2 separate regions of the Homo sapiens genome follow, and region 2 is linked to region 1. The links are chromatin loops, found by intact Hi-C in ENCODE. Cell type or tissue: CD14-positive monocyte. All regions are shown on one strand. Each heading gives the region's core, and the rest is flanking DNA. Links, peaks and the distances in the headings are about the cores only. Region 1 overlaps PARL (presenilin associated rhomboid like). Region 2 overlaps YEATS2 (YEATS domain containing 2).

Region 1 (5,381 bases), core at 284-5,283:
GGCAGGGGAATCACTTGAACTCTAGAGGCGAAGGTTGCAGTGAGTTGAGATGGTGCCACTGCACTCCAGCCTGGGTGACAGAGCGAGGACCTCCCCCCGCCCACCAAAAAAAGGAAATTTAAAATGAAAGCTCATTAAAAAGAGAAAATGTACCTTATATAATATGTAATAAACATACTACATCTAAAAGCATCCTTATTCCAATAGAAAACCAAACTCTTAACTGACCTAAACAATTAGGGGAATTTATTGGTTTATGAAGTTCAAAAGTGTAGAGGTAGGACTGGCTTCTAGCGAGACAAGTCCAGTGTCTCAAATTGTCACCAGACACCATTTTCTCCATGGCTTGTCTCTGTTTCCTAAATGTTGGCTTTATTCTCTCAGCATGCTATCTCCTTGTGGTTATAAGATGGCTGCCAGCAGCTCTTGGGGCTATATATTTTTAGGTGCAAATCTAGCAGAAAAAAAAGTTGTCTTCTCCGTTATCACAAACAAAATCTTGAAATTGAATTTCACTGGACCAGATTGGCCTAACTTGGGACAGGTGCCCATCCTTGAATCCCTTGAAGTTGCCAAGGAATGGGATGTGAAATTTGGCTTAAGCCAATCGTGGGCTTGGTGTGTCTCATCAAATGAAATGGCTGGAAATTCTAGAGTATGGTTTGGAAAAGGAGAAGAGGGCATGGATGCTGGGAGTAAGTCGTAGTGAAACATTTGTATTGGAATTCTTTATTTGGTTACCTAGATAGGATTAATCTGTGGGACAACAAACCATTCTAATTTAAGTACAAGTATTGTTGGAAGAGTGAGGAATCAGGTTCTAGCTCCTTGCTATTCCAAGTGGTTCATGAACTAGCAGTTTGGGTATCATCTAGGACAGGGGTTTGGCAAACTTAGTTTGTAAAAGGTCAGATAGAAAATATGGCCGCATGTGGTCTTTGTCGCATATTCTTTCTCTTTCTTTTTAAACAACTCTTTAAACGTGTGAAAACCATTCTTAGTTGGAGACTCAAATCCACTCTATAGGCCGCAGTTTGACAACCCCTAATTTAGGCGCTTGTTTAGATATGCAAAATCTCAGACTCACCTTGCCCCAGACCTACTAAATTACAATGTTTTTAATGAGATTTCCAGGTGATTTGTATGTAAACTAAAGTTTCCCCAAACCTGTGGTATGAATAGATCTTGACTCTGGCGGCACATGAGAATCACCTGGGGAGGTCTTACAACTACTAAGGCCTTGGGTCCACTCCTAGACATTCTCATTTGTTATGAGGTAGAGCCATGGTGTAGGACTTTTAAGAGCTCACCAGGCAGTTCTAATGTATAGCCAGAATTGAGAATTACTGCTCTAGACTAGGAAGCATAACTGCCTCTGCCACATCTAGTGTGGTAGATAAAACACCATGGCCACAATATTTTGTAGTTCTTATCCAAAGCTGGAGTCAACTTCCCTATTCCTTGCAGCTGGGTTGGACTTGCGGCTTAGTTTGATCGGTAGCATGTGGTGGAAGTAATATTGTGCAAGGTCCAGAGTCGGCCTCAGAAGACCTTGCAGCTTTTGCCTTTGCCCACTTGGAACACTCCCTCTGTCATGGTAGAAGCCCCCGCTAGACTACTGAACACCAAGGACTGGGCGGTGAAAGAGCAAGCAGACAACAACCAGCACTAAGGCTCCAGGTACGAGTGAAGCCATCTGAGACTCTCCAGCTCTGATTAAGCAGTCAAGAGTACTGGCTGGGGCTGGGCGCGGTGGCTCACGCCTGTAATCCCAGCACTTTGGGAGACCAAGGCGGGTGGATCACTTGAGCTCAGGAGTTCGAGACCGGCCTGACCAATATGATGAAACCCCATCTCTACTAAAAATACAAAAATTAGCCAGGTGTGCTGGTGTGTGCCTGGAGTCCCAGCTACTCAGGAGGCTGAGACAGGAGAATTGCTTGTACCTGGGAGGTGGAGATTGCAGTGAGCCGAGATCATGCCACTGCGCTCCAGCCTGGGTGACACTGTCTCAAAAAAAAAAAAAAGTAATAAATTATGGTTTTAAGCCAGTGCATTTTAGAGTGGTTTGTTAAGATGTAGATACCTTAATTTTAAAATGCTTTATTACTAAAAAATTCTAATAATCATCTGAGCCTGCAGTGAGTCATAATCTTTTTGCTGGTGGAGGGTCTTGCCTCTGTTGATGGCTGTGGACTGATCAGAGTGGCGGTTACTGAAGGTTGGGGTAGCGGTGGCAATTTCTTAAAATAAGACAACATGAAGTTCGCCACGTTGATTGACTCCTCCTTTCACAAAAGATTTCTCAGTAGCATGTGATGCTGTCTGATAGCATTTTATCCACAGTAGAACTTCTTTCAGAGTAGGAGTAAATCCTCTCAAACCGTGCTGCTGCTTTATCAGCTAGGTTTATGTAATCTAAATCCTTTGTTGTCATTTCAACAGTGTCCACAGTGTCTTCACCAGGAGTAGATTCCATCTCAAGAAACCACTTCCTTTGCTCATCCATAAGAAACAACTTCTCATCTGTTCAAGTTTGATCATGAGATTGCAGCAATTCAATCACATCTTCAGGCTCCACTTCTAATTCTAGTTCTCTTGCTCTTTCTTTTTTTTCGAGATGGAGTTTCACTCCTGTCACCCAGACTGAAGTGCAATGGCACGATCTTGGCTCACTGCAACCTCTGCCTCCTTAGTTCAAGCGATTCTCCTGCCTCAGCCTCCTGAGTAGCTGGGATTACAGGCACCCACCACCATGCCCAGTTAATTTTTTTGAATTTTTAATAAAGATGAGGTTTCACCATGTTGGCCAGGCTGGTCTCGAACTCCTGACCTCAGGTGATCCGCCCGCCTCGGCCTCCCAGGGTACTGGGATTACAGGCATGAGCCACTGCACCCAGCCTCTAGTTCTCTTTCTATTTCTACCGCATCTGCAGTTACTTCCTCCACTCAAGTCTTGAGCCCCTCAAAGTCATACTTGAGTGTTGTAATCAACTTCTTCTAAACTGTTAATGTTGGTATTTTGACCTCCTCTCATGAATCATGAGTGTTCCCGATGACATCTAGAATGGTAGATCCTTTCCAGAAGCTTTTCAGTTTACCTTGCCCAGATCCATCAGAAAAATCACTCTGTGGCTATTGCCTTACAAAATATATTTCTTTTTCTTTCTTTCTTTCTTTCTTTTTCTTTTTCTTTTTTTTTTTTTTTTTTTTTTTTTTTTACAAAATGTATTTCTTAGGGGAATAAAAAAAGAAAATATATTTCTTAAATAATAAGACTTAAACGTTGAAATTCCTGCTTGATGTATGTGGTTGCAGAATGGACATTGTGTTAGCAGGCATGAAAACAATATTCATCTTCTTGTACCTGTGCATCTGAGCTCTTGGGTGACCAGATACATTGTCGATGAACAGTAGTATTTTGAAAGGAATCTTTTTTTCTCAGCATTTGGTCGCAACATTGGGCTTAAAATATTTGGTAAACCGTTTGGGCACAGTGGATTGCGCCTATAATACCAGCACTGTGGGAGGCCAACACGGGCGGATCGCCTGAGATCAGGAGTTCAAGACCACCCTGGCCAACACGGTGAAACCCCATCTCTACTAAAAACACAAAAATTAGCCGGACATGATGGCAGGCGCCTGTGATCCCAGCTGCTCGGAGGGTTGAGGCAGGAGAACTGCTTGAACCTGGGAGGCGGAGGTTGTAGTGAGCTGAGATAGTGCCACTGTACTTCCAGCCTGGGCGACAGAGTGAGACTCCATCTCAAAAAGTAAAAATAAACAAATAAAAAATATTCCATAAACGATGCTGTAAACAGGAGTGCTGTAATCTAGGCTTTGTTGTTCGATTTGTAGAGCACGGGCAGAGTAGTTTACCATCATTCTTAAGGGTTCTAGGATTCTCAGAATGGTAAATGAGCATTGGCTTCAACTTAGTCACCAACAGCATTAGTGCCTAATGAAGTCAGCCTGTCCTTTGAAGCTTTGAAGCCAGGCATTGCCTCCTCACCTGTAGCTATGAAAGTCTTAGATGGCATCTTCTTCCAATAGAAGGCTGTTTTGTCTGCTTTGCAAATCTGTTTAGTGTAGCCACCTTCATCTTAGGATCTTCTTGATAAGTTGCTGCAGTTTCTACATCCACACTTGCTGCTTCAAGTTGTACTTGTGTGTTATAGAGACAGCTTGTTTCCTTAAACCTCATGAACCAACCTCTGCTAGCTTCAGACTTTTTTCCTGCAGCTTCCTCAATTCTTTCAGCCTTCATAGAATTGAAGGAGTTAGTCTTGCTCTAGATTGGCTGTGGCTTAAGGGAATGTTGTGGCTGATTTGATCTTCTATTCATGTAATTTTTTCCATGTTGGCAATAAGGCTGTTTTGCTTTCTTACTCTATTTTTTTTTTTTTTTTTTTTTTTGGAGACAGAGTCTTGCTCTGTCGCCCAGGCTGGAGTGCAGTGGCACAATCTCAGCTCACTGCAGCCTCCATCTCCCAGGTTCAAGCGATTCTCCTGCCTCAACCTCCCCAGTGGCTGGGATTACAGTCGCCCGCCACCACGCCCAGGTAATTCTTGTATTTTTAGTAGAGATGGAGTTTCACATTGTTGGCCAGGCTGGTCTCGAACTCCTGACCTCAGTTGATCCTCTCGTCTTGGTCTCCCAAAGTTCTAGGATTACAGATGGGAGCCACCACACCCAGCCTACTATTTTTCTCTTCTCAGGAGTAGCACTTAAAATTTCCTTCAGTAGTTTTGCTGTTGTTGATACAGAGTCTAGTTCTGTCATCCAGGTTGGAGTGCAGCAATGCATTTGTAGCTCACTGCAACCTTGACCTCCTGGGCTCAAGTGATCTTCCTGCCTCAGCCTCCCAAGTAGCTAGTACTATAGGCGCAAGCCACCACACTTGGCTAATTTTTAAATTTTTTATAGAGACAGGATCTCACTATGGTGCCCAGGTTGGTTTCAAACTCCTGAACTCAAGTGATCTTCCTGCCTTAGCTTCCCAAAGTGCTGGGGTTACAGCTGTGAGCCACCATGTCTGGCAAGAATTGTTTCTTTGTATTTACAAGTTGGCTATTTGTGCCAGAGGCTTAGCTCCTGGCCTATCTCAGCTTTTGACATGCCTTCTTCACTAAGCTTAATTATTTCTAATTGGCTGGGCACTTTGGGAGGCCGAAGCGGGAGGATCACGTGAGGTTTGAGTTCGAGACCAGCCTGGCCAACATGGCGAAACCCCATCTCTGCTAAAAATACAAAAATCAGCTCGGTGTGGTGGCAGGTGCTTGTAGTCCCAGCTACTTGGGAGGCTGAGGCAGGAGAATCGCTTGCACCCGAGAGGTGGAGGTTGCAGTGAGTCGAGATCGCGCCACTGCACTGCAGCCTG
Region 2 (5,381 bases), core at 318-5,317, 92 kb after region 1:
CCTCCCAAAGTGCTGGGATTACAGGCATGAGCCACTGCGCCCAGCCTAATTTAAAAAATTTAAAAAGGAATGAAAACCAAAATTTAAAACTTTTGTGGTTCAATACTATCAAGAAAGTGAAAAGACAGCTCAGAGTGCAAGAAAATTTTTGCAAATCTGGTAAGAGACATATCTAGAATATATAAAGTACTCCTACACTTCAACGATTAAAAGACAACCAACTAAAAAATGGGCAAAGGATGTAAATGGATAAAAGATATACAAATAGCCAATAAATACGTGAAAAGATGCTCAATATCATTAACAGGGAATCGCAAATCAAAACCACAATGAGATACTAGTTTACACCCACTACAATAGCTATAATTAAAAAAAAAGGACAAGAACAAGTTTGGGTGAGTTTGTGGAAAAACTGGAACCCTTGTATATCGCTGGTGAGAATCTAAAATAATGTAGCCACTTGGGAAAACAGTTTAGCAGTTCCTCACAAAGTTAAAAGGAGTTATCACAGGCCGGGCGCAGTGGCTCACACCTGTAATCCCAGCACTTTGGGAGATGAGGCAGGTGGATCACGAGGTCAGGAGATTGAGACCATTCTGGCCAACATGGTGAAACCCCATCTCTACTAAAATACAAAAAATTAGCCGGACATGGTGGTGCGTGCCTGTAGTCCCAGCTACTTGGGAGGCTGAGGCAGGGGAATCGCTTGAACCCGGGAGATGGAGGTTCCAGTGAGCCGAGATCTCGTCACTGCACTCCAGCCTGGTGACACAGCAAGACTCCATCTCAAAAAACAACAAAAAAAGTTACCTTATAATCCAGCAATTCCATCACTAGGTATACAGCCAAGAGAAATAAAAACGTGTTTATACAAAAACCTGTACACAAATATTCACTGCAGCATTATTCACAACAGTCAAAAAGTAGAAAATAATCCAAGTGCCCATCAACTGATGAATGGATAAACAAAATATGGTACATCCATCAAACTGAGTATTATCCAGCCATGAAAAGGAGTATTGATGCAAGTCACAACGTGGATGAACTCTGCACTGTAATGCTAAGCATCAGAAGCAGACCCAAAAGGGCATGTTATATGACTCCCTTTATATGAAATGTCTAAAATAGGCAAATCCAAAGAAAGTAGGTCAGCGGTCGCCTAGAACAGAAGGATGGAATGGGAGTGACTGCTGATGGGTATTGGGCTTCTTTCTGGGATGATAAAATGCTCTGGGATTAGATGATGGTAATCACAGTTGCACAACCATGTGAATGACAAGCACTACTGAACTATATACTACAAAATGGGGACTTTTATGGTATGTGAATATTTCTTTAAAAAAAAAAGCAATAGTTGAGTATTTTTAAAAGGTCCACTGGTGTGCCTGCTGGACACCTTCCTTGTATCTACACCACTTTCATGTCTCATTAGGATTCTCTACTGACATGCTATTTCTCACCTGTTGTGCAGGACCGTTTGCTGAGAGGGCCACGGCAGGGGAAGTGGCAGTTGTGATAACCCCTCCTGCTACTCTCAGCATTGTGGTTCCAGGCTTCGAGAGCTGTGAGGTGGCTGGCACAGTCTTCAAGGTGCTATCGGATATTTTCATTAGAGATGCCTGTCCTCCATGGGCTGCCTGCAGAAACAAGATGGGCAGAAATAATCATGTTGCCTTGGATAATAGACATAACTCATTCCTTACTGACAGCTGAGATACGCCCCATGACTTGGAGAATAACCAAGAAAGTCTTACCAATCCAACCTACATGAGGTGTTTACACACCTTTCTAACAAGCTCCAAATTTTATGACCTTTCACCTATAAATATCCCTTTACCCCAATATAGAACAAGTAAATAAATGCATTTGCAAGTTACTATTTGGCAGCAGTATCTTTAAAGGTAACAGGTCACTTGTTTTCAAAATACTTGATTACAACATGCTCTTAAATGTACGTATAATCTTTAAACATGAGAATCAACCCTAGACAGGGCCAGATTTAAATGGGTAAGGTTAATGGTCTTCTAAATTAGATATAGGCTTAGCATTTTAGTACTGGAGAACCATTTACAAATTACATATTTTTTATTTTATTTTATTTTTTTAGAGACAGGGTCTTGCTCTGTCACCTAGGCTGGAGTGTAATGGCACAATCATAGCTCACTGCAGCCTCGAACTCCTGGGCTCAAGTGATCCTCCTGCCCCAGCCTTTCGAGTAGCTGGGATTACAGGCATGTGCCACATCTGGTTGATTTTTTTTTTTTTTTTTTTTTGAGACAGAGTCTCGCTCTGTCGCCCAGGCTGGAGTGCAGTGGCGCAATCTTGGCTTACTGCAACCTCCGCCTCCCGGGTTCAAGTGATTCTCCTGCCTCAGCCTCCCGAGTAGCTAGGACTTACAGGCACGTGCCACCACGCCCAACTAATTTTTGTATTTTTAGTAGAGATGGGGTTTCACCATGTTGGCCAGGATGGTCTCGATCTCTCGTGACCTCGTGATCTGCCCACCTCAGCCTCCCAAAATGCTGGGATTACTGGCGTGAAGCCACCGCACCCGGCCAAACACCTGGTTAATTTAAAACCAGAAAATGTTTTTCAGAGACAGGGTCACCATTATGTTGCCCAGGCTGGATACAAATTATAAATGACAGTCTCAGTAGTCTAAATAAAGGCTCAACAAACTTTTTTTTTTGAGACAGAGTTTTGCTCTTTTGCTCAGACTGGAGTGCAGTGGTGCGATCTTGGCTCACTGCAACCTCTGCCTCCTGGGTTCAAGCGATTCTCCTGCCTCAGCCTCCCGAGTAGCTGCGATTACAGGTATGCGCCACCATGCCTGGCTAATTTTGTACTTTTAGTAGAGACAAGGTTTCTCCATGTTGGCCAGGCTGGTCTCAAACTCCTGACCTCAGGTGATCCGCCCGTCTCAGCCTCCCAAAGTGCTGGAATTACAGGCGTGACCCACCACACCCGGCTTTTTTTTTTTTTTTAATGGCAAGAGTATGCAATTTTGGCTTTCAGGCCGTAGGACCTCTGTTGCAACTCCTCGGCTCTACGATTACAGCGTGAAACGAGTGTGGCTGTGTTCCAATAAAATGTTACTTACAAAAAACAGGAAGCATCAACAACAATTGCAACAAAAAGGAAAACCAAGTGGGACCTAATTAAACTAAAAAGCTTCTGCACAGCAAAAGAAACTATCAACAGAGTAGAGACAACCTACAGAATGGGAGAAAAGATTCATAAACCATACATCCGACAAAGGTCTAATATCCAGAATCTATAAGGAACCTAATTTAACAAGCAAATAAATAAACCTCATTATAAATAAACCCCATTAAAAAGTGGGCAAAAGACATGAACAGACATTTCTCCAAAAGAAGATATACAAGTAGCCAACAAACATGAAAAAATGCTCCGTATCACTAATCACCAGAGAAATGCAAATCAAAACCACAATATCATCTCACACCAGATAGGCTGTGGAAAAAAGGAAAGCCCTATACACTGTGGGTGGGAATGTAAGTTAGGTCAGCCACCGTGGAAGGCAGTTTGGAGATTTCTCAAAGAACAGAAAACAAAGGTTGGGTGCAGTGGCTCATGCCTGTGATCCCAGCACTTTGGGAGGCCACTTCAGCCCAGGAGTTCAAGACCAGCCTGGGCAACCTTGACCCTGTCACTAGAAAAATAAAAAGTTAGCTGGCCATGGTGTCACAGGACTGTAGTCCTAACTACTTGGGAGGTTGGGATGGGAGAACTGCTTGAGCCCAGGAGGTCGAGGGTGCTGCACTCCAGCCTGGGTGACTGTGAGATCCTGTCTCAAAAACAAAACAAAAAACTTAAAACGGAACTACCATCTGACTCAGCAATCTATGTGTATATATCCAAAAGAAAATAAATCATTCTACTAAAAAGACACATGCACCCCTATGTCCATCACTGCACTATTCACAATAGCAAAGACATGGAATCAACCTAGGTACCCTTCAGCAGTGGACTGGATACACCATCAAATACCACACAGCCATGAAAAGGTAAGAAATCATTTCTTTTGAAGCAACACAGATGCAGCTGGAGGCCATTATCCTAAGTGAATGAATGCAGGACAGAAAACCAAAGGCTACATGTTCTCACTTACAAGTGGGAGCTAATCGTTGGGTAAATGGACACAAAGATGGCCACAATAGACACTGAGGACTATGACATGGGGCAGGGAGGGAAGGGTTAAAAAACTAACTATTGGGTATGATGCTCACTCCCTGGGTGACAAGATCAATCATGACCCTAGCCTCAGCATCATGCAATATACCCATGTAACAAACCTGCACATGTACCCCCTGAATCTAAAATAAAAGTTTAAATTATAAAAAACAGCAGCAACAACGCAAACAGGAAGCCTTGGCTGTAGTTTGCTGAAATCTGCTCTAAGTGACTGCTCAGTGTCCCAAATTAATGCACTCCACAAGCAGACACCATTTATTAGTTTCTGAGATCTTACTATGTGCCAGGAAGAACAGAAAGCACTTGTACATATCTTATGTCATCGTAAGTCATTATTTTCACTAACTGTATAGAGTAGGTTTTAGTCCTGTCTTAGAGATGAAGAGATTAATTTACCAGGGTCACACAGCTAGCACTATCTGAAAAAGTTATGACTAGATTCCACAAGTAATAGCCATGGCATAATTTGCATTGGAGCTTTATGCAAATAAAGACCACAATGAGATATGACTTTGCACTCACAACAATGGCTAAAATTAAAAAGAATGACAATCCTCCGTGTTGGTGAGGATGTAGAGCAAATCAGACTTCCTCATATTACTCTGGGATAGTCAAACAGTACAACCATTTTACTAAACCATTTCTCAGTTTCTTATAAACATATATGTACCCTATGATCAGGCTGTTCTGCAGAAAAATATCTGTGTAAGAATATTTATGGCAGTTTTATCCATGACAGCAAAAACAAACAAAAAAACCTGGAAATAATCCAAATGTCCATCAACAGGAAAGTGGAATCATGGAACAAAAATAGAATCACTCTGGCTGGGTGCGGTGGCTCACGCCTGAAATCCCAGCACTTTGGGAAGCCGAGGCAGGCAGATCACCTGAGGTAAGGAGTTCGAGACCAGCCTGGCCCACATGGTGAAACCCTGTCTCTACGAAAAATACAAAAATTAGCTGGGCATGGTGGCAGGCGCCTGTAATCCTAGCTACTCGGGAGGCTGAGGCAGGAGAATCACTTGAACCCAGGAGACAGAGGTCGTAGTGAGCTGAGATCACGCCATTGTACTCCAGCCTGGGGGACACGAGCGAGACGTCATCTCAAAAAATAAAAAAATTAAAAAACTCAAGAATTGGCCAGGCGCGGTGGCTCATGTCCGTAA

Evidence for each region. A loop is a pair of places that touch in the nucleus more often than their neighbours do. Peaks named below come from ENCODE experiments on the same cell type or tissue, not always from the same donor. Only the 100,000 strongest peaks of a DNase experiment are listed, where the experiment ranks them.
Region 2: a loop joins it to region 1, with 3 times the contacts of the local background. A loop is called at or near these places in 2 of 110 quality-filtered maps.

The regions. Positions count from the first base shown.
Region 1 is chr3:183,874,451-183,879,831 of GRCh38, reverse strand. The region is part of intron 1 of PARL (presenilin associated rhomboid like); the gene reads left to right. Among named protein-coding and RNA genes, the nearest start is that of PARL, 7.7 kb to the left of the region's middle. In CD14-positive monocyte, for the core only: no CTCF peak of the experiment used is centred there; DNase peaks (open chromatin) are centred at 1,491 and 2,961; H3K4me3 peaks cover 2,416 bases; H3K27ac peaks cover 4,568 bases.
Region 2 is chr3:183,782,381-183,787,761 of GRCh38, reverse strand. YEATS2 (YEATS domain containing 2) reads right to left here. Exons shown (of 31, transcript NM_018023.5): 20 at 1,461-1,637. Among named protein-coding and RNA genes, the nearest start is that of YEATS2-AS1, 25 kb to the left of the region's middle. In CD14-positive monocyte, for the core only: no CTCF peak of the experiment used is centred there; DNase peaks (open chromatin) are centred at 3,071 and 3,811; H3K4me3 peaks cover 2,527 bases; H3K27ac peaks cover 3,689 bases.